Linked DNA regions of Homo sapiens: region 1 is linked to region 2. A link is a loop called in an ENCODE intact Hi-C map of the cell type or tissue named here. Cell type or tissue: Caco-2. All regions are shown on one strand. Each heading gives the region's core, and the rest is flanking DNA. Links, peaks and the distances in the headings are about the cores only.

The links. A loop is a pair of places that touch in the nucleus more often than their neighbours do. Peaks named below come from ENCODE experiments on the same cell type or tissue, not always from the same donor. Only the 100,000 strongest peaks of a DNase experiment are listed, where the experiment ranks them.
Region 1: it touches region 2 in a loop (7-fold over the local background); 2 of 110 quality-filtered maps call a loop at or near these places.

What each region holds. Positions count from the first base shown.
Region 1 is chr2:208,004,472-208,020,804 of GRCh38, reverse strand. All of the region lies in intron 1 of PLEKHM3 (pleckstrin homology domain containing M3), which reads left to right. It also overlaps the pseudogene RNU6-360P. Among named protein-coding and RNA genes, the nearest start is that of PLEKHM3, 13 kb to the left of the region's middle. In Caco-2, for the core only: no CTCF peak of the experiment used is centred there; a DNase peak (open chromatin) is centred at 6,724.
Region 2 is chr2:207,945,197-207,961,529 of GRCh38, reverse strand. It overlaps PLEKHM3 (pleckstrin homology domain containing M3), which reads left to right. Exons shown (of 8, transcript NM_001080475.3): 4 at 15,018-15,163. Among named protein-coding and RNA genes, the nearest start is that of PLEKHM3, 72 kb to the left of the region's middle. In Caco-2, for the core only: no CTCF peak of the experiment used is centred there; DNase peaks (open chromatin) are centred at 7,989 and 8,399.

The DNA.
Region 1 (16,333 bases), core at 2,920-10,919, 60 kb before region 2:
CCATTGGTTGCTGGCCAAAGGCTGATTTGCTTCAGCAAATGTTAACCCCTTAAAATAAAAAGTCTGGAGGGATATCTAGCAAGGAGTTTTTTTTTCTTCTTGCGTTCTCCTTTCAGAGTACATTTGGCATTTGGTTCATAAGGAACTGAACTACATCCTAGCTTGGAGTTTCTGATGCAAGCCAATTAATTCAGAGAACTCAGTGCTGAGTGAGAGCGTGATAAAAATGACCACCAGCAATAAATTCCATGCATTATGTTTGCTCTGTTTCATTGGCTACTGTGGGATCATACCAGACATTGAAAAACATGCATAATTTGCCTTCCTGCTGACAAGGTAAAAGTTTTATTTGTTCCATAAGTAATTAATCTTGATGACAGTATGAGTTATGAGCAAAAACCAAAGTCAAAATATGGAGGCAATTGCATTAAGATGTCAGGCATGCTGTTTTCATTAACATTTTGTTTGTTTTCGTACACTCATTAATTGTTAATCTGAGTTATGTGGTTCAAATAGAATCCTTCAATTATATGCCACATTTATGACCATGGTAGAGATTTACTTATCCAGTTCTCCTGACTAGTGTAACCAGTTTATAATTCAGTACAAACTAAAGCTCTTCTGTCTCGCATTAGCCAGTTTACCTGTGAATACTTACGTAACTGGGAAATTGTTAAATATCCACTTCACCTTGTGTTCTGTAGGTGTGATTATATAAATGTTGATTTTTCAGTCACAGAACAAAAAACATGTGTTGCAGGTTAGAAACATCAGAAATATAACTAGCAGATTTTTTGCTCCAGGAAATTAGCTGAATGATCTCCTCCTACATGCTCTTGATCCACTTTTACCTGCACTATAACATTTCCAGAACAACTTCTCTTCCACGTTCAGGGATTCATTAATTTGTTAATTCAGCAAGTAAGGATTGAGCACTTGTTTTGTGCCATGGCACAGTACTTGGAGCTAGGAATGAACAAGACAGGCACAGTCCATGCCTTCATGAAGCTTACAGTCTAGTGAGGGAGACAGACAGTAAACAGGCCATTTGAAAATAACTTGCGTGCTCACTTTGGCAGCACATACATTAAAACTGGAACAACACAGAGATTAGCATGGCTTCTGTGCAGGGATGACATGCAAATTTGTGAAGAGCTCTTTCAGATAATGTTAAGATGTATATGGTTTATACAAATGGTAAAAAATTATAAAGTTAAAAAAATAGCTTGAGATGCATAATAATGGAGGAAATCTGGGTGCTATGGGAGCATATAAGAGGCCATTCAAAATGGACCTGGAGGTCAAGAGAGATGTGATTCCTCGTCAAGGACTGGACAGCTGAATTAGACTTAGCCAGGTTGTGTGTGTGGGTGGGAGGTAAGGAGGGGACAGTGTTGATAAAGAAGATGAGGGTGATGGTGGTGGAAAACAGTGTTCCAGGCAGAGGAAACAGGATAGGTGAGAAAGCAAGTGGAAAATTCCAGGTTTGGTTTTGTTTTCAGACAGGGTCTTGTTCTGTTGCCCAGGCTGGAGTGCAGTGGTGTGATCATAGCTCACTGCAGCCTCAAACTCCTGAGCCCAAGCGATCCTCCTACCTCAGCCTACTGCATAGCTAGGACTATAGGTTCACGCCCCCATGCCTGGTTAACTTTAAATTTTTTTTTTTTGTAGAGATGGGGGTCTCACTATGTTGCTCAGGATGGTCTTGAACCCCTAGCCTCCAGCAGTCCTCCCATCTTGACCTCCCAAAGTGCTGGGATTACAGGTGTGAGCCACCACACCTGGTCCCAGTTTCTATAAATCCTTTCTTTTTTTTTTTTGTGAGATGCAGTGGCACAATCACAGCTCAAAGTGCTGGGATTACAGGCATCAGCTACTGCTCCTGGCCTCTATAAATTCTTTATATGTAGATATAGAGTGGGGTTGAGGTGGGAGTGGGTGTGGGGTGAGGGTAGGGGTAGAGAGAGAGATTAAAGAGATAAGGCCAAGAAGGTAAGTGGCCATAAACTCTTTCAGGTAATGTTAAGATGTGTGTAGTTTATCCAAATGGCAATAGGTTTTAATTTTGGAAAGAACATTTTGGTTGCAGTGTGGTGAATGGATTAGAGGAGGGTAAGACTGAAAGGAAGAAGACTGGATGGTGGTGATTGCATGAAGGCAACGGAGACAGAGAAATGGATAGATGTGGCCAATGCTGTAGATGAGAATTCATATGACTGGCTAATTTGGAGTGATTGCAGGTGAGGGAGCCAGAAGGATCAAGAATGATGTTTATTTTTTGGGGACAGAGGATATGTCCTTTACTCTATGGTGAATGTTGGGAGGAGGGGCAGGTTTGAGGCAAGATGAGTTCTCTGTCGCATATGCAGATATAGAGCTTGAGAGTAGTATGTTTCTTTTTTTTTTTTTCTTTTCTTTTCTTTTTTTTTTTTTGAGACAGAGTCTTGCTCTGTTGCCAGGTCAGAGTTCAGTGGCATGATCTTGGCTCACTGCAACTTCCGCCTCCCAGGTTCAAACAATTCTCCTGCCTCAGCCTCTGGAGTAGCTGGGACTACAGGCACATGCCACTACTCCCAGCTAATTTTTGTATTTTTGGTAGAGATGGGGTTTCACCATGTTGGCCAGGATTGTCTCGATCTCTTGACCTTGTGATCCACCCGCCTTGGCCTCCCAAAGTGCTGGGATTACAGGCGTGAACCACTGCGCCCAGCCGGAGAGTAATATGTTTCTTGTCTGCCACGTGGATTGCAGCTAAAGCCACAGGATGGAGAAGATCACTTGGGGAGGGCAGAAGAGAAACTAGATAAGAGGGTTATGGGCAAAACAGGAATACCCACATTTACGATATGGGCATAGGAAGGGGAACCCATAGAGGGTAGTGGGAGGAGCCTCCAGAGTTGAAGGAGAAATACCAGGAGAGAGCATCTGTGAATTCATGAGAGCAGTGGAAAGAGTGGGTGTTCAGTAGGTCAAATACTGCTGTGTGGTTAGGTCAGATGCTGAGTGAAAAGTCTTTAGGGTTTAGCAAAAAGAAAATCACTGGTGACCTTTTCCTGTGAAGTTTCAGCTGGGGCAGAATCAGACTGCTTCTTGAGGGGAGAATGAATGGGCAATGAGAAATGGAGTCAGAAAGCATAAAGAACAAGTTTCTTCAAGAAACTTACAAGAAAAAAGAGAGGAAGGGGAAAGTATCCTAGCTGTGGGGGAACTTGGGTGGCAAAGATGGATTTTATTCATTTTTTACTTTTTTGAGAAGAGATATTCCGTTTGAATTTTTATGCAACACTTGCGCCACTGAATCCCTCCTTTCCAAGACCACCAGAAAAGCTGATGCACAGCAAACTCTTACTGCCTTGAAAATGCTGGAGGAACCTTGAGTAGATTAAAACCTTATTTCAAAGCTTCCTAAACTCTGTCGCCACTCCCTCCACCAGTTCGTTGGTTTATAATGGAGATCAAAGAGAATGTGGTGACCTTTTTGTTGGTATCAGACACCAGTGGGCATCCTGTACACTGCTTTGGAGTTCATAAAACACTACATTATGTTATTTGATTTGCACTCCAAAAAAGGTGAGACAGTTATCCTTATTTTCCTCACATCACAGACAATTACAGTTGGCCCTCTACATCTGTGGGATCCACATCAGCAGATTCAACCAACCATGGATCAAAAATATTAGGAAAAAAAAATTCCACAGAGTTCCAAAAGGCAAAACTTGAGTTTGCTAAATGCTGAATACTACATTGACTCCACCAAATGAGAGGATGTGTAGGCACTGTAATAGATATTGTAAGTAACCTAGAGATGACTTACAGGAGGATGTGCGTAGGTTATATGCAAATATTGCATAATTTTATATGAGGGACTTGAGCATCTGTGGATTTTAGTATCTGAGGGGATCCTGGAACCAGTCCCCCATGGATACGGAGTAACTGAAATTCAGATTCAAGTTGCTTGTCAAAAATCACACTTCTCATAATGATACATAGAAAATTGAGACCCGGATTGGCTAATTCCAAATATTGTGGTTCAAAAGTGGTTGCCTCACGCTGAAAGGTTAGCTATGGTCTCTGTATTTTCATGGTAGTATGGTAATATGAAACCAGGGTGTGTGTGTGTGTGTGTGTGTGTGTATTTTTTTTTTTTTTTTTTTTGAGACAAAGTCTCACTCTGTCACCCAGGTTGGAGTACAGTGGCTCGGTCTCGGCTCACTGCAATCTCTGCCTCCCAAGGCTCCAGCAGTTCTCCCACCTCAGCCTCCTGAGTAGCTGGGACCACAGCCATGCGCCACCATGACTGGCTAGTGTTTTGTATTTTGGGTAGAGACAGGGTTTCACCCTGTTCCCCAGGCTGATCTCAAACTCCTGAGCTCAGGAGATCCACCTGCCACCATCTCCCCCCAAAGTGCTGGGATTATAGGTGTGAACCACCACACCTAGCCAGCATATCATCTTTTAGTAGATTATAGAAACAAGACTGAAGGTTGTGGCTCAATTTTGTTATTTTGTTTGAACCCTACATACATTGATATTTGCCCGTCCCCCCAACAAAAGTCAAGTTAGTTTTAGAAGGAGGCAGTTTATTTTATTTATTTATGTATTTATTTATTTGAGATGGAGTCTCTCTCTGTCGCCCAGGCTGGAGTGCAATGGTGCAATCTCGGCTCACTGCAACCTCTGCCTCCTGGTTTCAAGAGATTCTCCTGCCTCAGCCTCCCGAGTAGCTGCGATTACAGGCACCCACCACCACAACCAGCTAATTTTTGTATTTTTAATAGAGACAGGGTTTCTCCATTTTGGCCAGGCTGGTCTCGAACTCCTCACCTCAGGTGATCCACCTGCCTCGGCCTCCCAAAGTGCTGGGATTACGGGCATGAGCCACCGTGCCTGGCCAGCGATTTATTTCAATATGCCTTAATCATCAAAATATGTTTGAATTATCGATTGTAACATCTAATTTGAAATATTTCTTTTAATTCTTTTGACAGAAACATTTGTTTGCAGGTTGTTTTAAGTAAACATTTTTACAAGTGTTTCTATTTATTGGCTAAATAAAAAATGATGTTGCAGGGAAACACTAGTAAAAGGCTTGGGCAATTAGGACTATGTAAACATTTGCAGAAGCACTTGTTTCACCTAAATGAAGTCACAGTTATTATACTCTTGCAAACATTCCAAGTAATGTGTCCAAGGTCACTAAGACAATTGAGGTTAGCTATTTAGTTAGAGAACAACTTTTTACTGTGTTTGTTCAGGAACCTGTCTTCTACCATTCCCGTAGAGAACTTATAATAATAACACAGAAGTATTATAGAGGTGATTTTTTTTTGTAAATTAACTATAAACTACTTCCCTGGGTGTAAATATGATATTTAGCAATTAACTCTCTGGGTCATGGGATTAACAAACAGATTTTGAAATAAATAATAAAGTTGCTGGTGTTTGACACTAAAATTTGAAGCACCATGTTCATGTACTAAAATTTTAGCCATATTATCCCAGGGTAATTAATTTGCTTTGAATTGTCTTATGGGGCTGTGTGTGTATCTTAGAGTCTTGTTTCTACTCACTGACCATATTTCCCTAGATAAGTAACTTCATCTTTTTAAATCTCAGTTTCCTTGTCTGTAAAGTAGTAATAATAGCAGCTCTCTAATAGGGTGGTTGTGAGGATTTAACAACATAATGCAGTAAAAGGCTTAACATACGTTAAGTAGTAAGTACTTTAGTAAGTATGCAATAAATATTAGCTATAACTTTTTAATCTTGGTCTTAGATTAGAACTTATAAGAACTATATTTTGTTTTTAAACATTTTATCAAATATATCATTCTACCTTTAAAATGTGTCCATCCACATTGAAGGTGTCCTCTGCAGGACATGTTTAAAGAGATTAGCATAGCCGTAGCAGTGCCTGATTCAACTATTTGAGTCCCAGCTATCATATGCCTATCATCCTAATGTCAGAGCAAAACAATCCGAGAAGTATGGATCAGTCAGAGCCCCAGAATTCAACTCCAGAATGTTCAGGCATTGTTTGATAAAAATCTATGCCATGCTAATGGTAATAGTCCATAATAAAAGAAATTCAGAAACTGTTTTAATGTAAACCCAGATTAGGGGGATGAAAACATAGTTCTTACTACTCTTTTTTGTTTTTTGAGATGGAGTCTGACTCTGTGGCCCAGGCCAGAGTGCAGTGGCGCAATCTTAGCCCACTGCAACCTCTGCCTCCCAAGTTCAAGTGATTCTCCTGCCTCAGCCTCCCGAGTAGCTAGGATTACAGGCGCCTGCCACCACGGCCAGCTAACTTTTGTATTTTTAGTAGAGACGGGGTTTCACCATGTTGGCCAGGCTGGTCCCAAACTCCTGACCTCAGGTGATCTGCCCGCCTCGGCCTCCAAAGTGCTGGGATTACAGGCATGAGCCACTGCACACGGCCAGTTCCTACTATTCTTATCCTTCATACCTTATAAGCTTTTCTTCTGTCCTGTGTGATGGGCAGAGATTCTTCTGTCCTTCAATTTGTGTATAGTTAAATGACAAAGACTCATTCTGTTATTTTGCCTTATCTTGTGCTTATCTTTGAGGGTCAGAGACAGTGTTTTGTCTGCCTTTGCCAGCCTTGCTTGTTTCCTGACTAAATTGGTTAAGAGGCTGATTGGTAGCCAAGGTTGTTGTCACAGATTAAGTCCAAAAGGGAGGGAGAGGTCATAGATGCAGCCCATCACTGCTGAGTATGTCTGCCCTTTCAAACAAGAGGTGAGTCACCTTTTTGCTTAGATCTTATCACTGGTCTCATACTCTCGGGATGCCAGTTAACAAAGACCTAGGCTCACTTTTTAGCAGGTTCAAGTTCAGCAGAGACAGAAAATAAATCAACTAATTACTTCTCTCATACATTTACTCTGAATGCCCATAGAAACTGGTTTGTGAGAGTGTGCTAAGCCATAAGCCGGTTGTTGTTTTGAAGGTTAAAGTTTTAAGTATTCTCCCTTCTGCTGGTGAGTTGCAATGACCAAAAGAGTTAAAGTCAACAGGAAGTGAGGGAATTATTAATTTCCCATGACATCCTCACCACCCAGCAAAGGCCTTCTGTTGGACAGGAATGTGTCTGTGGGTCAGAAAGACTTGAACAGCTTGTGAAGAAGGCCTTTGCATTCTTGCCTTCCATGTGTGGTTGTTAGTTCACATAGTGCTCACTCTCTGGTGGAACCTTTGAGGCTGTTATTGTAGGCTGACAGCTTCATGCAAGAAGCAGCATGATTTCTTTTTTTTTTTTTCTTTTTGAGATGGAGTCTTGCTCTGTTGCCCAGGCGGGAGTGCAGTGGTGTGATCTCGGCTCACCACAACCTCCGCCTCCTGGGTTTAAGCAATTCTCCTGCCTCAGCCTCCTCAGTAACTGGGACTACAGGCACGCGCCACCATGCCTGGCTAATTTTTATATTTTTAGTAGAGATGGGGTTTCGCTATGTTGGCCAGGCTGATCTCAAACTCCTGACCTCGTGATCTGCCTGCCTCGACCTCCCAAAGTGCTGGGATTATAGGCATGAGCCACCATGCCTGGCCCACAGCATGATTGCTGGAGCAGGAATGATTGGTTTTGTTGTATGTTTTTGTTTCCTTTGTTTTTGATTTCTTTCGACTGAAGTAATCTCTGTATACCTATCATTGTCATTTAATTGTGTTCTGTTACTTAAAATTCTTTATTGTCCCTTAATTAGTAATGATTCCTTATTTATGCTTGTATAACACCTTTGTATACTTCTGTTGAAGTGCTTTTTATATTTGGTTTTGTGTCTTACTTTCCACTAGCTATTTAGCTCTTCAAGAGCAGGAGCTGTGTTTTGTGTCTAATATCTCACATAGTGTTTGGGTACTTGGTCCGTCCTCTATAAATGCTTGTTGAGGATAAATGGTTATGTGATTAGAAATCAGCTAACTTCTAATAGAAGTAGTAATTGTTTTAGAGTTTGTAAAGAACTTTCACATACTTTGTCCACATTTGTGCTTCTCTGCTTTCTCAGGTAGATGGGAGCAGGCATTGGCAGGACTTCCATTTGCAGATAAGAAGGGCACAGAGGCCCTGAGTCAGCCTGACTTGCTGGATGTCAGTTAGCTCAGAAGGCAGTGTGGGGACATGACCCTTTCCTGGTGTCATAAATTTATGTTCTTCCCATTGCCACACTTCTCTCACACTGAACAAACTCAATACTTAGTCTGAGTGGCTGAGGGGTTGGATTCAGCCTACTCACTCCTTGTTTATGGTCCTTCTACTAACATCAGGGCCCCTGTATGATTTAAGGTGATTTAAAAGGTAATTGAACTTGGGTGGCCCAAAGTACTCAGTAATTAGACAAGGATTTGAGGAACTTCGTTTTCTTTTCTTTGGGAACTACAATTGACAATAAATGAATCATGGGTTCTCTTTCATCATCTTTAAAATAGTCCCATTACTTTACTCACCTCTCTTTTTTGAGGTTACTACAAGTATTTATTAAGAAGTTTATCAGGCAGGCGGATCATGAGCTCAGGAGATGGAAACCATCCTGGCTAACACGGTGAAACCCCGTCTCTACTAAAAAATACAAAAAAATTAGCCGGGCGTGGTGGCGGGCACCTGTAGTCCCAGCTACTCGGGAGGCTGAGGCAGGAGAATGGTGTGAACCCGGGAGGCAGAGTTTGCAGTGAGCTGAGATCGTGCCACTGGACTCCAGCCTGGGCGACAGAGCGAGACTCCGTCTCAAAAACAATAAATAAATAAAATAAAGAAGTTTATCAGAGTTCGAGACCAGCCTGGCCAATATGATGAAACCCCATCTCTACTAAAAATACAAAAGATTAGCCAGGCCTGGTGGCGGACACCTGTAATCCCAGTTACTCAGGAGGCTGAGCAGGAGAGTCACTTGAACCTAGGAGGCAGAGGTTGCCGTGAGCCGAGATCACACCATTGCACTCTAGCCTGGGCAACAAGAGTGAAGCTCCGTCTCAAAAAAAAAAAAAAAAAAAAAAAAAAAAAGTTTATCAGAGCACTTAAAAATTTTTTTTATTCCATAGGTTTGTGGGGAACAGGAGGTATTTAGTTACTAAGTTCTTTAGTGGTGACTTGTGAGATTTTGGTGCAACCATCCCCCAGGCAGTATACACTGAACCCGATTTGTAGTCTTTTATTCCTCACCCCCTCCCCACCCTGTCCCCCTAAGTCCCCAAAGTCTATTTTCTCATTCTTATGCCTTTGAATCCTCATAGCTTAGCTCCCATTTGTGAGTGAGAACATACGATGTTTGGTTTTTCATTCCTGAGTTACTTCACTTAGAATAGTAGTCTCCAATCCCATCCAGGTTGCTGTAAATGCCATTAATTGATTCCTTTTTATGGCTGAGTAGTAGTGCATCATATATATCTATATGATGTATAGATATATATATCTCACAGTTTCTTTCTATTCGTTGATTGATGAGCATTTGGGTTGGTTCCACATTTTCGCAGCTGCAAATTGTGCTACGATAAACATGCATGTGCAAGTGTCTTTTTCGTATAATGACTTCTTTTCCTTTGGGTAGATACCTAGTAGTGGGATTGCTGGGTCAAATGGTAGTTCTACTTTTAGTTCTTAAAGGAATCGCCACACTATTTTCCATGGTGGCTGTACTATCTTACATTCCCACCAGCAGTGTAGAAGTGTTCCCTTTTCACCACATCCACGCCAACATCTATTTTGTTTTTTTTTTTTTTTTTTTGATTATGGCCATTCTTGCAGGAGTAAGGTGGTATCACATTGTGGTTTTGGTTTGCATTTCCCTGATCATTAGTGATGTTGAGCATTTTTTCATATATGTATTGGCCATTTGTTATCAAGCACTTTAAACTTTATTCTAAACCATGCATGTGAAAAATGATTATTTTCTGTAAAAACCAAGTGATTTTTTCCTGAGATTAACTCAGTTTTAGTTTTGTGAGATAATTAGATAAACACAGTCCTGTATTGAATTTAGAAACACAGCCTCTATTACTCAGGCTCAAGTAGAAGATTCTAAATAGTTATATAAACTGATGACATCTTTAAGTCTACTTCCCCAGCCCTTTCTGGGTATCTTGCATATTTGGTCTCACTGTACTTCCTTGTTACATTCACTGTTGCAGTCAGCCACACTAGCTGGCTTGGCCCTGATGGAACCTACTTGCACCTCACCTGTGACTCCTGTTGCAGTTGGAGGCTGATAAAGTTTTTATCATGGAAGTTTTTGCCTTCTTCCTCTCAGTCCCAAGATAAAGCTAATTCAAGTGGTTCTTTTGTTTGTTTTCTAGTCAGTGTTCTCTGCCATGGAGGCAAAGGGAGATGGAAAACATCAAGTCTGCATTTTTAGACATTTCGTAACTGAAGTTTGTGTCTTCCTGCTTTGTTTCTAAGAGCAAGACATATTGGATCTCTGGTGGTTTTATGAAAATGGGCCATTTTGGTTTTCCAATTTCACATAAAGGTGCAGTAACACTGCTGCCTTCAGTCGCAAAGCAATCTGAGATTTAAAGTGCCATGCTTATATTTAGTTAGGTTTCTGAGGCAGCAAATGTCTCAATGATTTTGCAGGTGGCAAACAATAAACATGTGCAGAGATGTACTGAAAAATGCTTTAAATGGATTGTTGGGACTACTTCAAAGGGAACATCTCATTACTGGTGTTGTAAAGAGCTTGAGCTCTAAGTCATTGGAAAATGAACCCAGCCAAGTTGCTGATAGTGTAGTGGTTCACAGGACAATTCCTAAGTAATGCATAGGTGCTTTGGTTTCTATAAAAGGTCTGAGTGAGGTTTTTGCTACCTGATCTTTGCCATATTATTTTTTAAACCCAGGTTTTAATAGTTAGGAAGACTTTTCTACCAAGAAAAAAATGTAAAAGCTTGAGTCAACATAACGTTTCGGAAAGTATGTCAAATTTTACTGAAATGAGCCTATAAGGAATTCAAATATAATTTTGCCAGGAAACTAGAGTGGTATATATACTTACAGATGTCAGTGGCTTGAAAATATACTGTTTATTCAGTTATTCATTTGGCAAATGCTTACTGAGTACCCACTGTGTACTAACCACAGTTCTAGGCCCAGTGAGAGTTACACAAATGGAAGAGGGCAGAATTGCTGCTTTCAAGTTCCTCTAAGTCCAGTAGGTAGGCGTGTTACTTGATATCAGGTAAGTTACTTGATATCATTGAGCTTCCTCATTCGTAAAATGAGGGTAATAGTACTCACATTGTACATTTTGGGGCTTAGAGATATGAAATACCAAGCGACATACCTGGCACAAAATAGGCTTTTGATAACCTGTAATTATTGTCATCGTCATTTGAGAAGGAACATGCAGCATATAGTATATGTTGTGGGGGAGGTACCAAAGATATTCAGTGGCAGTTTAAAGAAAGAACAGACCATTTTAGGATCAGGGACCCAAAAAAGCTTGCGGAAGAGGTGGCATTTGAGCTGGGCCTTGAAGAATAGAATTTCAGTAGGTTGAGGTGGGAAGAGGGTATTTCAGAGATAACTGCAAGCCTTTCCTGAAATAACTGGAAAAGCAATAGCATTCAGTTTGGAGGTAAAGAGTGTGTGAATTGAAGTAGAAAGTTGGAATGGCAAACTAGCCCAAGATTGTGAAAGGCCTAGAATGTCAGGTTAAAGAGTTGAACCTTGTTGTCAATGGGAGCTTCGTCGAAGGGTTTCCCTGGTGCCCAGAACAGTGTCCCCCCCATAGTAGGCACTCAGCAAATACTTACTGAATAAATAACTGAGTGTAATTTTAGACAAATGGAGCTTAGTAAGCCAGGTAGAAATGTCTTACAAATAGCTGGGAACATAGGACCAGAAGTCAATTCTGAGATTGAGACTGAAGGTAGAAATTTGAACAGCGTGAATATAGAAGAAGTTATTGGAGTTGCACGTGTGGATAACTTGATTTAAGGAGAACATCATGTAGCTCTAGCCAGAGAAGAGAGCTCAGACAACACCCCTATTTGACCAGGAAGGGAAGGAAGAAGATGGAGACTAAGTGGGTAGAAATGAGAAGAAAACTTCAGTGAATGTGGTACCCACAAAACCCTGGGAGGAAACTTTTAAGGAGGGGCTGGTTAACAGCACAAGGAATTTAAGGACTTTGGGAAACACTAATGGCTGTGTAACAAGGAGGTCCCTTGGTGGCTATAGAAGAGAAGTTCAATTGAGTGGGGTCTTGTGTCAGGTTGTAAGGTATAAGTAGGCACAGCACTCCCTGGGACATTTTTTTTTGTCTGTTTTTTTTTTTTTTTTTTTTTTTTGGCAAGGTTAGTATTTACTGGTATTTGATTTTTTTGGAGCATACATTTAAACAAACAGTGTGCCCAAACTGTGTATATAGTTTTGATTCCAATTAAATATTGGATAAAAGTACACCTATTTATTTTCACTGAGTTATGAGATCATGACTGATTTTTATTTTCTTTTCCATATCTGTCACTATTTACCAGAGTTTCTACAAGTATTTATTACTTTTAGAACTGGAAAAAAATTATATAAATTATTTTTATTTATTTATTTATTTTGAGACAGGGTCTCACTCTGTCCCCCAGGCTGGAGCGCAGTAGTTCAATCACAGCTTACTACGACCTTGAACTCCTGGGCTCAAGGGATCCTCTTGCCTTAGCCCCCTGAATAGCTGGGACTACAGGCACATGCCACCACACCTGACTAATTTTTTATTTTTAGTTTTATTTATTTATTTATTTTTGAGATACAGTCTCACTCTGTCGCCCAGGCTGGAGTGCAGTGGTGCAATCTTGGCTCACTGCAAGCTCCGCCTCCCGGGTTCACGCCATTCTCCTGCCTCAGCCTCCCGAGTAGCTGGGACTACAGGTACCCGCCACCATGCTCAGCTAATTTTTTGTATTTTTAGTAGATGAGGTTTCACCATGTTAGCCAGGATGGTCTCCATCTCCTGACCTTGTGATCCACCCGCCTTGGCCTCCCAAAGTGCTGGGATTACAGGCATGAGCCACTGCGCCCGGCCTATTTTTAATTTTTTGTTTGTAGAGAAAGGGTCTCACTATGTTGCCTAGGCTGGTCTTGAACTCCTGGCCTCAAGTTATCCTCCTGCCTCAGCCTCCCAAAGTGCTGGGATTATAGGTGTGAGCCACCACCTCCAGCCCAAATTATTTTTTTAATGGTATGCTCTTTATGTATGTGGCAATAGTCTTCTCTTTCATTTAAACTTAGATAAAATGTAGCAATTTAATGTTTGCTTCAAACCTATGAAAATGGGATTCCATCTGTGTTTCTAGCTGTCTGTTTCATCTGATAGGCCTCTGAGCTCTTTTTATGAGGTCCACCCTGGCACCATTTCCTTACTAGCTGCTTGCGGCATGCCTGTGCTCCATCCACATCCTTACGTCACCATGTAGCCTCGTGGTCCAGAAAGGCCATTTTACTAGGGGCAGATCCTCTTGTGGTGTGTCCTTCACATTATGTAACTCTTAGAAAATTCTCAGTCGGCCACAACCTTCAACCAAGGTGATGTGAACGCCCTCAATGTGGACCATCCTTGTAATCACCCTTGGCTCTTATTTTTGAAAATTGATAGACATAAGTTGTCCTAGGTGTCTTTGCCATTGCAGTTTTCTTCCCAGTCCAGCTGCTTCTAAAATGATATGGCCCCAGACACCTTCAGCACTCATAATATTCTAAGTCACTTAGCTAAGAGGGAGGAAGTCAGCGCTTTTACCGTCCAGCTCAGGAGGACACAGCATCTCTGTGTGAGTCAGGGTAGAATTATTACTCATAAGTGCTTCTGTCTCTGTGTGGGAGAACTACTGTATTCATCCTGTTAATTAGCCTTGCCTAACGAGCATGTAAAAAACAGATTTCTTAGTTAGGAAATAGCGATACACTGATTCGTTTTGATGCATGCATAGGATTCTTTGGGTTGAGCTCTTTTATTTCCTCAATTTCTCAATCTATTAAATAGGGGAAATACCCCTTCTTACAGAAAGGGCATTCTATACAAATATAAGATAAAATGTCTATAGGTCACTGAGTTTGGCTGAAAAGCAGTGTATTATAAATAGTTCGTTGCTGACTTTGCCTTTGTTGGACTGACAGATCTTTCCAGGAAGAGATGAGGAACACTTGGTTGTTGAATGGGTGAGGTCCAATGGAGTGCTCCATAATTATGTAGCAGTTTACATTTGTAAAGGCATGTTGGAGCAGCTACCTAGTGAATGATCCACACGCAAAGCAATTCGATGTTAGCAACTCTATGGGATACAGGTAGCTGAGTAAGGCATGCAGAGGTTAAATGGTTTGCCAGAGGCCACCCAGCAAGTGAGTGGTTGAGCCAGATTTAGAACACAGTTCTAATTAGCTCCTGATTTCCAGTTTTGTACTGAGGCAAGCCACACTGCACCCACATGCTGATCTTATTCCCTTCACTTTGTCAGAGGAAGGTCCCCTTTATATTTTGACCTATCTGAATATATTTATTATATTTTGATTAATTTCAAAACTAAATGAGGCAAGCTAGTAAGAAGTACTCAATTATAGAAATTAAACTTGACATCAGACTGTTGTACTGTAGTGAATTTGAGGGCTATAGAGCTCAGGAAAAAGATGAAATTCCAAAGAGTAAGGTTGGAAAACAGAGCCTAAAAGAATGAAGACAGAGTATTTAGGAAGATAAGTAAGAAGGTCACGGTGTCTGCAGTCAAGTAGCTCAGAGTTTAGAGTAGGATCTAGAGAGACTGGCTGATCATTTTGGTACAATTTGGCAAACCCAGGTGCTATGAGAGCCTGACCGACTAGGAAGGGCTCTTATGCTTTTGTCCCAATTTGGACAAAAGCATGGAGGAGTAAAACAACAAGGTGGGTGGGTGTTCGTCAAGAACTTTAAACTGGAGAAGTAGATAGGTCATGAGGCGCTATCTCTTATGCAATGCGACAACAATGCATTTGTTCAACGCATGCACATGCGTGTGTGTGTGTGCCAAACACTATTCCATGTATTTGGGGTCCATTAGTGAACACAATGAACACAAATTCCTGGACTTGTAGAGCTTATATTTTAGTGGAGAGAGAGAAACACTAAATGTTAAATAAGTCAATTAAATGGTATGTTAGAAGATGGCAAATGCTTAAGGAAAAAGGGTACCTCAAGCCAGGTGATCAAGGTTAACATGAACAGTAGTAAGTCATGTTCATAGTATATAACCTTAATATTATATGATGAGAATGGTACTTTGCCTCCGTGGGCTTCCACTCAAAAACATATAGCCCTGGTTTAATAATGAGAAAAACATCAGACATGTCCAAAATGAGGGACATTCTATGAAATACCTGACTATTACTCCTCAAAACTGTCAAAGACATCAAAAACAGGTAAAGTCTGAGACATTGTCATAGCCAACACAAGGCCCAAGAAACATGACAACTAAATGTCATGTGGTATCCTGTATAGGATCCTGGAATAGATAGAGGACATTAGGGAAATATGAAGAATTCTGAAAAAAGTATAGACTTAAGTTAATAATAATGTAACAATATTGGTTCATTAATTGTGACAAATGCATCATACTAATGTGAGATGTTACATAGAGGAAACTGAGCATGGGGTATATAGGAACTGAGTGTATTATCTTTGTAATAATTTTATAGATATAAAACTGTTGGCCAGGAGTGGTGCCTCACGCCTGTAATCCTAGCACTTTGGGAGGCCAAGGTGGGCGGATCACCAGAGTTCAAGAGTTCAAGACCAGCCTGGCAACATGGTGAAACACCGTCTCTACTAAAAATACAAAAATTAGCCAGGCGTGGTGGCGGGCGCCTTTAATCCCCACTACTCAGGAGGTTGAGGCAGGAGAATCGCTTGAACGCCGTGGGGTAGAGGTTGCAGTGAGCTGAAATCGTGCCACTTCACTCTAGCCTGGGCGAAAGAGCAAAACTCCGTCTTGAAAAAAACAAACAAACAAAAAACTGTTTTAAAATGAAAAGTTTATTTAAACAGAAGCAGAGTAAGGGAGATCAAGAGTCTAGGGCAGAGAACTGCATTATAATTTTAAAGAGGGTGGTCAGGGAGGGTCATATGAACAATTACCTAAGGAGAGAGTTGTCCATGTTGGGGTATCTGGGGGAAGAGCAAATGCAAAGGCCCTGAGGTGAAAACTTGTCTGCAAGTTTAAGAGCATGAAAGTGCTCGTGGGGCCTCTTACCTTCTTTGGGCCTCAGTGGCTTCTTCTATGAAATACTAAGGTTGAAAACATAATCCCAAAGGCCAATTTCCTTGTCTAACAGTCTATGGCTTTAGACCATGTGGGTTAGAAG
Region 2 (16,333 bases), core at 3,415-11,414:
AAAATGTCGTACTTACCATATACCACTTCCAGAAGGAAACTAGGATTCTAAAACCTAAGACATATGGGTTTGTATCAATTTCCAAAAGATTGAAAAATCACATTCTAACTAGGTATATATCAGTGTACCAAGGACTGTGCCTTACCCATATTTTTTCTATAAAGGAAGTAAATCATGTAGGGCTGAACCAAAAACTTTGCTGAAAATTGCTTCTCTTTTAAATCAGCAGACTTGTACCTCTGACACAGAGGATTGACTTAGTTTGAGTCTTGGTCTCCTTCTCCATCTTCATCAATAAAGATGTTTTTCTTGAGCCCCAGACCAGACAAAATAATAGACACACATGATGTGGTGGCTGGGAGGCATCCACACTCAGTGGGATAAGTAATAAATTAGGAGCACAAGAGCTTGGTCTTCTGTTTATAGTCCTGCCACTGATTTATTATATGGCCCCGAGCCAGCCTTTTCACAGTCTTGTGGGTCAGCCTCTTCAACACTATTTTGAGGGAAGATTAAACTGTCTTGACTATGTACAATTCAAATGTTAGAAAATATCAGTTGAACCAAAAGTGACATATCCTAATTCAGTAATTAGTACATCACTGCAATTTTTTCCCCCAGAAACTACAGGGAGGCTCCCCAAATGATCTCTTAGATAAAGAGAAGTCGTCTTATGGCCTCATAATGGATGGAAAACCTTTGGGAAAATGATGTTTCTCATCCATTGTTAGGCTAGGGAGTTTTAACTTGAGTAAAAGTTTCCTGATAATGCTAAAGGTTTCCAGGCAGCCCCTTTAGCCCGACTCTCCTGTGTGATCTTCATCTCTCAATAATGTCACCCACCAACATGCATCTGAGTGCCTTTCCCTTTCCTCTCCACTCCCATTATTAGATGCTGTCTGTGTGGGCCACCATCCTTGCAGGAGTTTTACAGGGTTAATAAATGAATAATACCTCTTCTTTCTTATGCCAAGAGGCAGGAAGATGGGGATTAAAATATCACATATATTGCTTCCAGATCACATTTATTATTATAGAGTGGACCCCTAAATTAGATGGACTTACTCACCTGGCCACAGCTGGAGTCCTGAAGGGCATGATGTCCTCTTACCACAGCAGACAGAAACCTGCTTCCTGAAGGCTGTGATGTCCTCTTATCACAGCAGACAGAAACCTGCTTCCTGAAGGCCATGATGTCCTCTTACCACAGCAGACAGAAATCTGCTTCCTGAAGGCCATCATGTCCTCTTATCATAGCAGACAGAAACCTGCTTCCTGAAGGCCAAGCTGAGCATGCCCGGGTCCTTCTTCTTAACTCAGCAGTCAGATACCTAATTTCCCCCATCTGTGAGGAGGGCTGGATAAGGGATGGGGAGAGAAGCTAGGAATATCACTCTAGGGAATTCCCCAGAAGCAGGAGTTCCAGATAATAGGAGTTTTCCACTTGTGTCTTACCTAGTAAGTCTAAATAACCTGATACAAATAGCTTATTGCAAATACTAAATGTATAGTTAAAAGATTAGCTTTGGAGGTAGTCACAAACATGTGCTTCTAAAAAGATAGAAAAGCCTGGAAAGAAGGTGAAAGGGAAAAGAATAAAGGAAGAGAAAATACACCAAGACAGTCCCTAAATCTTGTACAACATAAATAATTTGGTTGGGGTGAAAACGAAGAAATTCAAGCATGGATTTAAAGGAAGCTGATGAAAGTAATCTTTTTCACTTTGAGACTGTTCCTAGCACTACTCGGATCCACTCTTATGACTTTAATTTTATCAAATTGTTATCATTACCAAAATGGCTCAAGTAGAATTACTCTAAGAAATGCTGTCAGGGTTTTTTAGGAGGTTTTAGCAAAGGAGAGGACAGGTTTTGTTTTCAGGATACTGTAAAGTTCAAAGAGATGAGACTCTCCTAAAATATGAGGAAAGAGAAGCAGGCATTAGGAATGGGGAGTGGCATGAAAGAGAAGTCAGAGGGGACCCTGGTAGGACACTGTATGTGATAGAAGCTACAGAGTGGAGGAGACTGATGTAAGAAGCGACTTCTAAATAAATCCAAGCTGGGAGAAAATGTTAGTTCCAGAAACAGTAAGAAAAGACAGGTTGCTTTTCAGGTAACCCCCCAAAATAATCTGAACCTCTAAGCCAATAGGAGGTTCTTGGCCTTTTGAAGCAATCATAAAAGAGAGATGTAACTGGGGAATCACAAAAAGAGAGTTAGTAGTGGTTTAATATAATGCTAAATACCAGGGGAAATCACTGTAGAAAATGTTAAGTGCAGCATACATTGGATTCTCTGTGAGGCAAAAGTGTTCAGAACAGGACTGGGACTAGGGTAAGGTGAGAGAGGCATGTGCTTTGGGTACAGAATTTAAGGAAGTGCTGAAAAACCCTTTGTAATAAAGATTTTAAAAATATGTTAATATGATATTCTTTAAAAATCAAAATTAATGTAAAAAGTCCATGATGAACAAAATATAAAAGCTTAACTAGAGACAGGATTAGAATTCCTGATTTCTCCTTTTGTCTCGGGTTCTAATATGGCTTGGCACTGGTTCAGAGAAACATTCCAGTAAGATAGTTTATTTTATTTTATTATTATTATTATTATTTTTGAGATGGAGTCTCACTCACTCTGTTGCCCAGGCTGAAGTGCAGTGGTGCAATCTCAGCTCACTGCAGCCTCTGCCTCATGGGCTCAAACGATTTTCCTGCCTCAGCCTCCCAAGTGGCTGGGATTATAGGCGTGTGCCACCATGCCTGGCTAATTTTTGTATTTTTAGTAGAGACGGGATTTCATCATGTTGGTCAGGCTGCTGTCGAACTCCGGACCTTAGGTGGTCCGCCCACCTCGGCCTCCCAAAGTGCTGGGATTATAGGCGTGAGCCACCACATCCAGTCAAGAGTTTATTTAATTAGACATCTTCCCCTGAAGCTCTCAGTGCTTCAAGTAGCCCAGCCCAGCATTTGTCTTGTTTCAAGGATGGTGAGATTGACCTTCCTTTCCTGTCTGAGATTGCAGGAGAATATATAGAGAATCCTGGTAGCCCCATGTTGAAAATAGAACTGATAGAGAAAGAGGGAGGTCAACTATGACAAGAAGCATTCTTTCCATCCACCACTACCAGCTTTCATGTCTGAAATCATCAGCTCAGCTGAGCCCTGTTTATGCACTTGTTTTTCAAGTAAGAGTTCTTGGTGAGCAGTGTTTCACCAAGATTAATTTGTGAAGAAAAGAGCCAAGCTTGGAGCAGATGTTACTAGCAGGTAGTCTAGTAGATGATGGTGCCTCTTTTTCATGACACTAATTTAACCTACCAGCATAAATAATTTTTTAAGGTAAGAAAGTAGAACTGGTGAAAGGGCTTTTCCTCCTTCCCGTAATAGATGGTATATCCATTGCTAGCAGAGAAAAGTGATTAAGTAAGATCAGCATATTCATCTCTTATTTTGCCCTCCTGTCTTTCTGTTGTCATAGGGTTTTTCCAACAGTGGCGTTATTGACATATTAGGCCAGATACCTCTTTGTTGTGGAGGGATGTCTTGTGCATTGTAGGATGGTTAGCAATGTTCCTTGCCTTCATCCTTAAGATATCAGTAGCTTACCCACCCATCCTACCAAAAATGTCTGCAGACATTACAAATATCCCCTGTTGGGACAACAATCTCCCTTGGTTGAGAATCGCTGTGCTACCAAAGGTCAAGGCCTACAATGATGTCTTCTTTTCTTCATCTAGCTTTTTCTCACTTCTTTATAAATTAATTAATGTCTTCTGCTGAAATAGATGTTGATTATTTCATACCACATACTTTTTTTTTGTTTTGTTTTTTGAGACAGAGTCTCGCTCTGTCACCTAGGCTGGAGTGCAATGGCACATTCTTGGCTCACTGCAACCTCCGTCTCCTGGGTTCAAGCAATTCTCCTGCCTCAGCCTCCCAAACAGCTGAGATTACAGGCTCCTGCCACCACACCCAACTAATTTTTAGTATTTTTAGTAGAGACAAAGTTTTGCCATGTTGGCCAGGCTGGTCTTGAACTCCTGATCTAATGATCCACCCGCCTCGGCCTCCCAAAGTGCTGGGATTACAGGCGTGAGCCACCGCGCCCAGCCACCACATAATGTTTTATAATCTAAGACCTCTGCATCTTACGTAAATTTAAGTGAAAGTAGTAGGTTATAAAAATAGGACCTTCACCAACCATCATTTGATATCAAGTATATCAAATGCTTTCAGTAGCAACTAACAGAATATACAATTCAAACTGATTTTTACAATAAGGGGGATTATTCTTAATCACCTGAGCTTTAAGCATCAGTAGATCTGGTAGCTCAAATTTTTTGAACTATGTTTTTTGGATTAAATGCTTCAAATAGCATTTTCTCCCCCAAACCACCTGCTCCTTCTAATTGATGGATTTCTCACATGAGTCACAGGCTTGAAACATCATGAGCATCTTTAACAGTCCCTTTGCATGCCCCCAACGTCTGTCAGTTGCCAGATCATCTGCATTTTGTCCCCATGCTATCTCCTTCTCTTTCTTTCTTCCTGTTTCCAAGACCACCACCTAATCAAGTCAAACTGGTGCAGTAACTTATCAACTAGTTCCCTCCCCTTCCAGCTTTTCTTGCTAATTAATCTTTTCAAAGCGTACATTGCAGCTGGGCATGGTAGCTCATGCCTGTAATTCCAGCACTTTGGGAGGCCAGGGCGGGAGGATAGCTTAAGGAAAGGAGTTCAACACCAGCCTTGCACAACATAGCAAGACCCCTGGGTCTCTGCAAAAAAAAAAAAAAAAAAAAAAAAAAAATTTTAATCAGCCAGGTGTGGTGGCATGCACCTGTAACCTTTGATACCCAGGAGGCTGAGGTGGGAGGATCACTTGAGCCCAGGGGGTTGAGGCTGCAATGAGCCATGATTGTACTACTGTACTCCAGGCTGGGTGACAGAGTAAAACCTTGTCTCCAAAATTTAAAAAAAAAAATTTTTTTTTTAAGTTTACTTTGCTACTCTGCTTCAAACTCTGGTTGTTCCTATATCTTTTTTTATTTTTTTTGAGATGGAGTCTCATACCGTTGCCCAAGCTGGAGTGCAATGGTTCAATCTTGGCTCACTGCAACCTCCGCCTCCTGGGTTCAGGTGATTCTCCTGCCTCAGCCTCCCAAGCAGCTGGGACTACAGGCACCCACCACCACGCCCGGCTAATTTTTTTTTGTGTGTATTTGTAGTATAGATGGGGTTTCACCATGTTGGCCAGGCTGGTCTCAAACTCCTGACCTCGTGATCTGCCTGCCTTAGCCTCCCAAAGTGCTATATCTTATTAATTAGGACTTCTCACTCTGAGCACTCAGGATTCTTATGTTCTAGCTTCACTTTATCATTCCAAGCTCTTTTCTTCATACTCCTCTATTTACAATGAGCCTCAGACAACTAGAATATCCAGTGTTTCCAAAGGTGCTTCCATTTTTCTGACTTGAGCCTTTATGAATGAACGTTCCTTTTCCAAAATCTCTTCTCTTCTTCAAGACCCAGCTCAAATGCCCCTGTGTCGACACAGCCTTCCTCGATCTCCACAATAGTGATTGCTTCCTCCTTTCCTCATCTCTTATCTTCTGCTGTTTACTTTATAGATTTGTATTCTTCTTCCCCTCACCCTTCATCTTCAGAGGTGATGCTAATGCCTGTGATGTCCCAGGCTATATTCATTGATGAGCTAAATTATGTTCTTTTATGTAAATTGATTCATAGTTTTTGTCCTTGTTTTGTCATCTGCAGGGGACAGTTTTTCTAATGTCTTACAAAAGGAGATAACTACCTGAAAATGCCACATTGCCACTTTTATTAGGCTCTGCCTTTTAAGCAGCTGTACAACAGTGGACAGAATTACTTTTTCATCTTCTGCCTCAGTTTCTTATTCTGTAAAATGGGCATAATACCTACCTCATAGAATTGGTATGAGGATTAAATGAACAGAGACATACACATGTATTTACATATGTTCGTTTGTGTGTATGTAAAGTAGTTATGACAGTGCCTGGCTTATAGTAAGCCTGTCTTACATAAGGTGTTTGCTTATAATGTGTTTATCCATTTGCTTAGTTCTTATTTATTTATTTTTATTTTTAAATTGCTTACCATTTTCTTGAAAGACTTTGGGGAAAGAACATAGAAGTAAATGAGAAAGTCTAGTCATAGACTGTTAGGAAAAAAACAGGATGAAAAAAATACTAAGTTTAGACTGATTTCAATATACTAGAAGCTGAATTTGTAAGATTTTATTATTAATATTAAACTTATCTTACACCAATAAAAGCACTATTGAAGCATCTTATCCTAAGAAAAATTAAAAGTAACTCAACAACTCAAGTCATGTCTTCGGAAGTGAAAATCTGTATTACAGATCATTATACTTACAACTTTTGGGGTAGATATTTCATAGAAAGCAGTCAGATTCTCTAAAATGGTGTACATATTTACTTACGTGCTTTAGCAAAAATCAAGATTTATTGCCTTTCAAGATAAATTTTGACTAAATATTGACTTTAGGTTCTCAATCATTGTTTACCTGAAAGACCAATAAATCTTGACACTTCTCAACTTGAGTTGGAATCTACTTGGTATTTATTAATTTATTTCACACGATTTATAATCTTAATAACAACATTCCATGAGATTAAATAAACATTGTAGAGTTTAGCAAGTTTATATTTTCAGTCAGCAGTAATTACTTGACATGTGATTTTCACTTCATTTCTTATTTAAATATAGTACCTCTAGCACTGTTAACACAACGTAGGTCCTACATGTCAAAGCTGACTTAGCTATTTAAATATTCAGAGGGGGAAAACCCAAATAACTCTTAATAGCTTATAGAATTGCTTTACATTTTAAACCAATTAGTATTCAGATTGGAGTTTCTAATCTGAATTGATTTTATTTTTTTGGTTGCCTTAGTTCTGCAAGTATAATCTACTAATACATGATTATACGTCATAGATGGCCTCTGTCTTGGACAGTTTATGTCTGTTGGTTTTGATCTCTGTTTCATGCATCTGTCTGTTCTTGTCTCTCTCTCTAGATATAATGTGTATTGAACATTCACTGTGTCTCAGCACAGTACTAATACTTTACAAACATAATATTTGCCATATTGTTGTGTTGACAGGGTTTTTAGAGACAGGGTCTCGTTCTGTCACTTAGGTTGGTGTGCAGTGGTACAATAATAGCTCATTGAACCCTCGAACTCCTGGGCTCAAGGTATTCTCCTGCCTCAGCCTCCAAAGTAGCTGGGATTGCAGGTGCAGACCACCACACCTGGCTAATTTTTTAGAAATTTTTGGAAAAAATGGGGCCTCACTCTATTGCCCAAGCTGGAGTGCCATGGTGCGATCATAGCTCTCTATAACCTCGAACTCCTGGCCACAAGCAATCCTCCCATCTTGGTCTCCAAAAGTACTGGGATTACAGGTGTGAGCCACCAGTGCCTGGCTGGAAATTCTTTGGTTAGGTACATTCAGTGTGTCTAGGAGGAGTTACTTACTTCTATGAGATTCTTAAGGACAGAGCTGTCCTAGCTATAGCAGTAGTCCATTCTACAAGTGCCAGCTGAAGTTAACCTAAATGTGTGTCACCCATGGTAGGAACATGGTTTTTAACATGTCAGCTCTCTGTGCAGTGGAACTTTATTCTTTTTTTTTTTTTTTTGTAGACAGAGTCTTGCTTTGTGGCCCAGGCTGGAGTACAGTGGCACAATCTCAGCTCACTGCAGCCTCTGCCTCCCAGGTTCCAGCAATTCTCCTGCCCCAGGAAAAGCAGGGATTACAGGCATGTAGCTGGGATTACAGGCATGTGCCATCACACCCAGCTAATTTTTGTGTTTTTAGTAGGGGTTTCACCATGCTGTTTTTAGTAGAGGTTTCACCATGTTGGCTAGGCTGGTCTCAAACTCCTGACCCCAAGAGATCTGTCCACCTCAGCCTCCCAAAGGATTATAGGCATGAGCCACCACACCCGGCTTGTGCAGCGGAAATTTATGAGTCAGTTTCAGCCAACAAGGAATGACAATTTCTCATATATAATCTCTCACTGCTATAAAATTTGTAGATGAACATAAAACGAAGCCCATCAGAAAAAAAAAATTCTGATGAACAGAAATGAATTTTTGTGTAGCTTTGGAAACAACCATCAGTACATTTCAGGATTGTATTTGAGCATGTGTATTTCCTCCCAACTGTGAAGTTTTCAACTCCTGGGAAGAGAATTCACTATGAAGGGACTTAAAGGCTTATGGAGAAAATAATTTTGAAGTGTTGCAGTCTAAAGTCCATGAACTCAACCCAAAGACTATCAGCTGCATGCCATACTATCCGCATTAGCAATTACACGTGGCACGCAATTGATTTTTTCCGGATTTCCCCTATTGTTCCTTTAGTTTTATTTGAGATGCTGTGGATACTATTTGCTTTGTAACCGACAGAACGTATACTTAATGGCATGTGCCTGATTCTCCATCCAAATGTTTAATGTCTTAATTGATTTATGGCTAAACAGATAGCTCCTACTTTATGGGTCACCACCTTGTCCCAAAGACAGAATAACTTGGATGCTTGGGATGCAAAAAGTATTGGATCACTGATTTTTGAGTAGATGTTTCTCAGTGTCCCTCACTCTTTACCCCCTTTCTACTTTACAGTTATGTAGAATTCTATAGCTTCAGTTTCACCATGTTAACTTCAGACTACATATGTGTGGTCAGTCTCAAATTTCAGCTCTGTTCCCTCTGACAGTGGAGGATGCAAATATGGGGCCCAGGTTTGCTTTGCCTCTACTTCCTTTAATGGACCTCAAAGCTACATTGCAAAAATTGCTTGTGCCCTGTGTCAAATAATCCTTTCTTTAAACACTGTGCCCAACTTTGTGCTAATCCCAGGGAGGACTTTGAATTGTATACCAAATGTAATACCTTATTTTTTAAAGTACAGGTTCAAAATTTCACTACTTAATGAGCCAATGGTTAGAGACTATAAGCTAGGAAAGCTAAGTTATTTATGACTTTAACCCCTAATCCTTGTAAAATAGCAAGTCCTTGAACCTGCATGTCTATTTTTCTTCATTTTGGGAAATCTGGTCTGAAGAGCATATGATCAAAGTCTAGGCCTTCAAGCAACATTTTACACAGTGCTTACTGCAGCTCACTGTCCCCAGCCAGGAAAATGGAGGGATGGAAGGAGGGACAGGGAAGTCCCCTTGCTCATTCCTGTGGACATCTCTCCCTACTTAGTGCATAAAATAAAAGAGGATGTGAAACTCGCCAGATATTTTTTTCTATTTTTACAGAGAAAACGACAATGTGTCTTCTCACCCTCTTTATCTCTTTTCCTTCCTTTTACAAAGGCACCTTCTTTTCTTTTTTATTTGCCCTTGTTCTTTTCCTAGAGCGTTTCTACCTTCTAAATGCAAAAGACTGGATTTACCTTACTGAATTAGGTAAAAGCTTACTTTAAGAGATGGAAAGTGGGTGGCATAACTGACCACACTTAGCACTGTATGAGGTCCTTCCTTAGTGAGAGAGATTCAGTTGGATCCAGCCACAGCTTTCTCATTCTTCCCTCTTAGCCCATGAGTTTTCCAACTGCTGGTCAGGGAAAGGAGAACTGAAGGTAATAGTCGTAAAGTAGAGAGAAAGTGGCTGGCTCTTCCTCAAGATCGCAGCTTCAGTAACAACAACTGCAGCCAGTTGAGTTAACTAGGTACACTTGTTAGAAGAAAGATGGTGCTTTTGTGGAGAAGTATGCCAAAATTCTGCACAACCCCCAGCAACAGATTCTTTTGGGTGTATTTAGTGAAAGGCCATTTGGGAAATGGACTGTACGTGCAGCAAATAGGATTTTGGTTAAATGGTGACATTTGTTTCCAAGAGTGTATCAGAGGGGAGGCTAAGCTCTTCAGAGCATGTGTTCATTAAAGATTTGAAGTGGAGTGGGAAGCAATAATAAAAAAAAGGCCAGTGGGTTCTCTGGTGAGATAGTTTTTTGTTCCTATGAATTGAATACACTCTGAAAAGTTTCAAAAAGAGTCTGGGAAGAATGTATTTGCTTTGATCCAACATGTGGAGTGTTCTTTACTACAAATGCCCTTTAATTTAGAAACATTGCTGAAAAGTCTGTTTGAAAGTACATAAAAATATAATATGTAAATAAGCCCTAATTAGTTATTTCAATTAATTATTTTTTGTCTCTACTTTACAGCTCTATTTTTCTTCCCATAATGTCGCTTTTCAGAGTCCAGCTTTGACACTCTCTAAAAAAATGGTTTTTTGTAACAGTGATTATTAAGAAAAAATTTTCCCTGTTAAAAACCCCACAATGATAAAGTAAAATCCCAGATTGTGTATTTTTATGGGGAATTGTTTCAGACATTTTTAGTCCATGATTTGCTACTCTGATAGTAAAGGAAATCTTGCAGTTAATTGAAAAAACTCGTGTTTCCTTCTTCAAATAAATGGCATGTGTTGTTTTTTAGAAAATGAATCTACATCAGGCCACTAACTAGCCTCTAATCTTCTTTTCCAACCATTCTGTGTTCTTTCAAATACAAATACTTTGGATTTGGGGGTTAAACGTTTTCATTCTTTTTAAAGTGAATAGGATACTCCCAGTGGAGACAAGAATGCTCTGGAAAAACACTGGTAAAATGAAGTCAGGTTGTTTCTACATAGCCAGTTTTTTAGAAATTGACTAAGTACCTAAAATATTGATTTTTTTGAAGCCTAGAGGGTAAACTGTGTGACAAATTCTGAGCTTTTCACTGAGCAGTCTGCACCCCCTCTGCACTTTTGTTGAATAGAAGCAGAATTTTAGAGCTCGAGGGACCTTGGAGGTCACCTAGAAATCAGGGAGCAATCCTCAGCTTTTACCCGTCAACGTCCCGCGTGTGGGTTGGGGATAGGATGGGAGGGGGAGGATGCTCATTTCATTAGAAATGCAGATTTCTGGTCCCTACCCAAGATCTACAGAGTCAAAATCATCTCAGTGGGAAGAAGGGTCCATATTTCTCACAAACGTCTGCAGAAAATTCCATTGCTCACTCAAATTTGGCAATTCACCAATTAAAGCTAACACGTTTATTTTGTGGTGAGGAAGCAAGGCCTAGATAATTTGATGGTCAGGGTCACAGTGGTGCCTAGGCAAGAACAGACTCAGGCTTCCTGCCTTTAGACTAGTGACGGTCTGTATACCATGTGCCTAAAGTAGTTCTGAGCATGCAGACAGGTTCAAACCTACTTCTGGGTCATTAGGGTGATTTCAGCACCAGGAGTAGGATAGCCTGGTTCTAAATAAAGTATGAAAGTAAAGACACCCAAGGACTAAAGGTAGGTGTTTATGTGCTGCTGCTTTTGTCCAAACTAAAACCTGAATGGACCCTATCCATGTTCTCTCATCTCTGTCTTTTATGAGCCTGGAGACCTGTACATAGTTGCGAGGATGTTTAACTCAGTTAGTTAACTGAGTTGATCCCCCAGCATGGTGAGCTTTGGATCTGTGTGCCCGGTTGATGTGAACATTCTTAGGCTATAGGCTTTCTTAAAATGCATGTTTGTGTATGTTAATATTGCCTATGTGTGTTGCATCCAGAAAATTAGAATAAGCTCATTAAAATTATAGACAGATAAATCCAGTAGTGCCTACTAGGGAATATATAAATATCCAGCAAATGCTTACTGATGTCTGTTATATCAAAAAAAATTTTTTTTAGTGTTCTTTGGTGAGAATTTAAACTATAATGATGATCCTGAATTTCTGCAATATCATGGTCACCTTTTAAGTCATTAGGAAGGATTGGATTCTACTCAGTGTCATTTTAGTGTTCAGTCAATTTGTCTACTAATTTTTGGAAATAGCAGTATCCCACTGTCTAGGATATATTAAGTTCCACTGAACTCTGTTCCACAGTTCATTCTTTCTTTCTTTTTAAAAAATTTTTTTCTTTTGAGACAGAGCCTTCCTCTATCACTCAGGCTGGAGTGCAGTGGCATGATCACAGCTCACTGCAGCCTTGACCTCCTAGGTTCAAGTGCTCCTCCCACCTCAGCCTTCCAGTAGCTGGGATTACAGGCCCATGCCACCACACCTCACTAATTTTTTTGTAGAGATGGGGTTTCACCATGTTGCTCAGGCTGGTCTCAAACTCCTGGGCTCAAGCAATCCACCGGCCTTGGCCTCCCAAAGTGCTAGGATTACAAGTGTGAGCTACTATGCCTAGCCAGTTCCATGGTTCCTATGTGAACATGGGTAATATATAGTTCTTAGAATGGGCAACATATTTTAACAGCGATATTAATGAAAGGCTGTTTTCAGAAGCAGGTGATCAGGTTAAGAGGATCAGTTTTGGAATCACTACGGAAAATTAAAATTTCTGTATATATATACAGTTTATGTGAGTGTACATGTGCCAGATAGTACTCAGTTTATCATCCCTTTAACATAAATATTTATTGATTGTCTGCTATTTGTAAAGCTCTGTATTAAGTGCTGAGGATAAAAAAAAGATCTGGACCGGGCATGGTGGCTCACACCTGTAATCCTAGCACTTTGGGAGTCCAAGGCAGGCGGATCACGAGGTCAGGAGTTCAAAACCAGCCTGGCCAACATAGCGAAGCCCCGTCTCTACTGAAAATACAAAAATTTGGCCAGGCGCGGTGGCTCACGCCTGTTATCCCAGCACTTTGGGAGGCCGAGGCGGGCGGATCACGAGGTCAGGAGATCGAGACCATCCTGGCTAACGTGGTGAAACCCCGTCTCTACTAAAAATACAAAAAATTAGCCGGGCGTGGTGGCGGGCGTCTGTAGTCCCAGCTCCTCGGGAGGCTGAGGCAGGAGAATGGCATGAGCGCGGGACGCGGAGGTTGCAGCGAGCCGAAATCGCGCCACCGCACTCCAGCCTGGGTGACAGAGCAAGACTCCATCTCAAAAAAAAAAAAAAACAAAAAAAATAGAAAATACAACAATTAGCTGGGCATGGTGGCACGTGCCTGTAGTCCCAGCTACTCGGGAGGCTGAGGCAGGAGAATCGCTTGAACCCGGAAGGTGGAGTTTGCAGTGAGCTGAGATGGTGCCACTGCACTCCAGCTTGGACAACAGAGTGAGACTCTGTCTCAAAAAAAAAAAAAAAAAAAAAAAAGATCTGAGGAGTTTCTAGTGTGGTCCTGGTTGGACAAGCCCATAAAAAGGCATGATAATTTAAAGAGGCACGCGCTAAATGCCAAATGAGTAATGCAGTCAGTGAGTGCAGTGAACAGCATTCCAACATTCGCAGACAGCCCTGTGACTGTGGCAAGATGTCCTTTGTCAATCAGGAGCTACATGTGTGTTGGTTCTAACTCATCTTTCACACATTTCTCATTCCTTAGCCAGTCTGAAGAACAGGAGCTTGTTATGATTTTTTTTTTGCTGCTCAATAGTAAAGAAATAGCCATTCTAGAAAGGAACTGGATCAAGCTCTGGAAGCCTAATACTAATATATTTACTTATCTTCTTCCCATTTCTCATGTATTTAAAAACAATGAGATCTAATTCTCTTTCTAGAGGATGCACTGGGAAACTGCTTAATTACTGATGCCATTGTATTTGTGATGAAAATGAAAGTTCTGTTGAGTCTTGTGATACTTTCATTCATGGAGTTCATGTGAATCAGAATCTTCTTAGGTTGGTAGTTCGTTAAGTAAATGTATTTGACCTCCTTGTAATGGAAAGGGTTACAACACTGATCATTATATTATTAGTACTAGTAGTAGTTGTCGTAGTTGTAGTAGTAATTGTAGTAGTACTGAAAGAGTAATTCATTTTTGCCCCACTTCATGAAATAGGCTTAGTGCGAGATCTCTTTGATCCATATAGTTCTTGGCACCCAACCATAAAATGGGCCACATGGAAGGATTTCTAAAATGAAAGCTGTAGACCAGAAATGTCAGATTAATGATGCTGTTTGTGTATTCTTGATGACCTGTTCTGGATCTGCCAGGATTTTGTCCTTGGGGATGATTGTGATGGAATTTACATACTCAGTAGAAGGTAGTTCTTCCTATCTAAAGAAAACGAATGGCTTCCCTATGGAAGGGCTATGATTATTACCAGGTTCGCTGACAGTACCAAGACAGCGCTCACAGAGTCATGGACTTTCTTAGATCTGAAAAGGGCATTGTAGGCAACCAGTAATCTTGGGCAAGATTTGTTGAAGTAAAGAGCAGAGAAGAGGGTGCTGTGTAAGGAGAGGTAATACATGTGAATATATGGAGGGTGGAGTAAGCATGCTGTGTTTATTTGGGGAACAATGAGGAGAGTTCTCTGACTGGAATAAAGTGATTACGTTCCCATTGGACAGTAGTGGGAGGGAAAGTTAGAAAAGTGAGATGGAGCCAATCAGAGGCCAAATTCCTTACAATGATTTGGTAAGCAAAGGAAGGCTACATAACAGTTTTGGGGATTATTTTAGCATCCAATTTAGAGCCAAATCCAAACTCTGGCTTTTTTTGACTGGGTGAACTCAGACAAGATACTTAACCTCATAAAAATCTTAGATTCTTCATCTATAAAATAGAATTAATAATATCTTCCTCATAGAGAAGTGGTGCTGGTTAAACAAGATTCTGTATGAGATGCCTTCAGCAAAGTGCCTGGTGGAAATGGAGTTCTGAGCAGGGCAGTGAGGAGATAAAGGCGAGGTTGTAGAGAGACTGATCTCTGGCAGCTGTATGCAGAAGAGATGGAATCAGAAGAAACCAGAGACAGGGGACCAGTTGATGACCCTTACAGCAATACCCTAGGAGGTGAAGGGACAGGCTGTCAGACTAGGAAGAAGAGGACACAACTGTACAACTCTATTATCTGTAACTTCTTTTTTGTTGCAGACTAGGTAAATGAAATATAACCTTGTTCTGTGATGTTAGAGCTCTATAACCTTGTTCTGTAGTGTTAAAAGTACAACAGCAATCATAGACTCTTCCTTTTTCCTTGAACAGGCTGCCAGCGATCCATAGGTCTTTCCAATGGGAAAGCCAAGGTGTGCAACTACAGTGGGTGGTATTACTGCAGTAGCTGCCACGTGGATGACAGCTTTCTCATTCCAGCACGCATAGTCCACAACTGGGATACTTCAAAGTATAAGGTAGGTACAAAAACTCAGTTCACTTAATAATAATAATTCAGGTGTTCATATGTTCTCAGGTGGATTATAAAGATGGTGATCAAACAATTTGAAGCAGATATGATTAGGTAGTCTCATAAAAGCTGCAAGACCTTACCTAATGCTTCTTATATATCTCACAGTTGAAAGGCTTCTTAACTATGACTCTTATTAGTTTCCTCATTTAAAAAGACATATAGAGCAGTTTTTACTTCTGGTGCTAGAGAGAATTCTGAGAGAGAGGAGCCTCTTTTATTATTTTTTATTTGATCTTATCTTCAACATTACAACACTATGGGAAGATAAAAATGGGAAAATAATACATGCATGAACATGCTAGTGATCTTTCTAGGCAAGGCCTTATATAATCCAAGATATTTCTTTTGTTTGTTTGTTTTGTTGTTTTGTTTTGTTTTTGTTCATTTGTTTGTGTCGGCTTTTTTTTTTTTAGACATTGTCTCACTCCATCACCCAGGCTGGAGTGCAGTGGCATGATCTTTGCTCACTGCAACCTCCACTTCCTGGGTTCAAGTGATTCTTGTGCCTCAACCTCCCAAGTAGCTGGAATTACACACATATGCCACCACGCCCAGCTAATTTTTGTATTTTTAGTAGAGACGGGTTTCACCATGTTCCCCAGGCTGGTCTCAAACTCGTGACCTCAAATGATCTGCCTGCCCTGGCCTCCCAATATGCTGAGATTACAGGCATGAGCCACTGTGTGGTCCGAGATATTTCTTATAGTAGAGTAGCGCTCCTACTCATGTGAAGGTCAGTCTTCTAGCAAATCCAGGCCTTTGGAACTAGAACCAGAACCTTGAGAGAAGCTGTGAAGACTTCTGACTAGGGGCCAACAGTAAGGAACAGTACACTGAGCCATCCTCAGGCCTTTGTCAGCACTGCTGTTTTTTAAAAAGGAGAGCAAGTGAGAATCACAGGTATATGCTAATAGCTTTGCAAAGTAACTGCTAACAGCCAAGGAGGCTCTTCAGGAAGTATAAATAGCAGGCTTAGTGGCTATCAAAATGCAGGTCAATAGAGGAGAAAAGTGAGCACGGGGACCCTCCAACTTAGGAGCCTAGAGACAAGAGGAGGGACCAGCAAAGGAGGCCAAGAAGGAGTGAGCAGTGAGGTAGAAGGATCCCAGGGTGT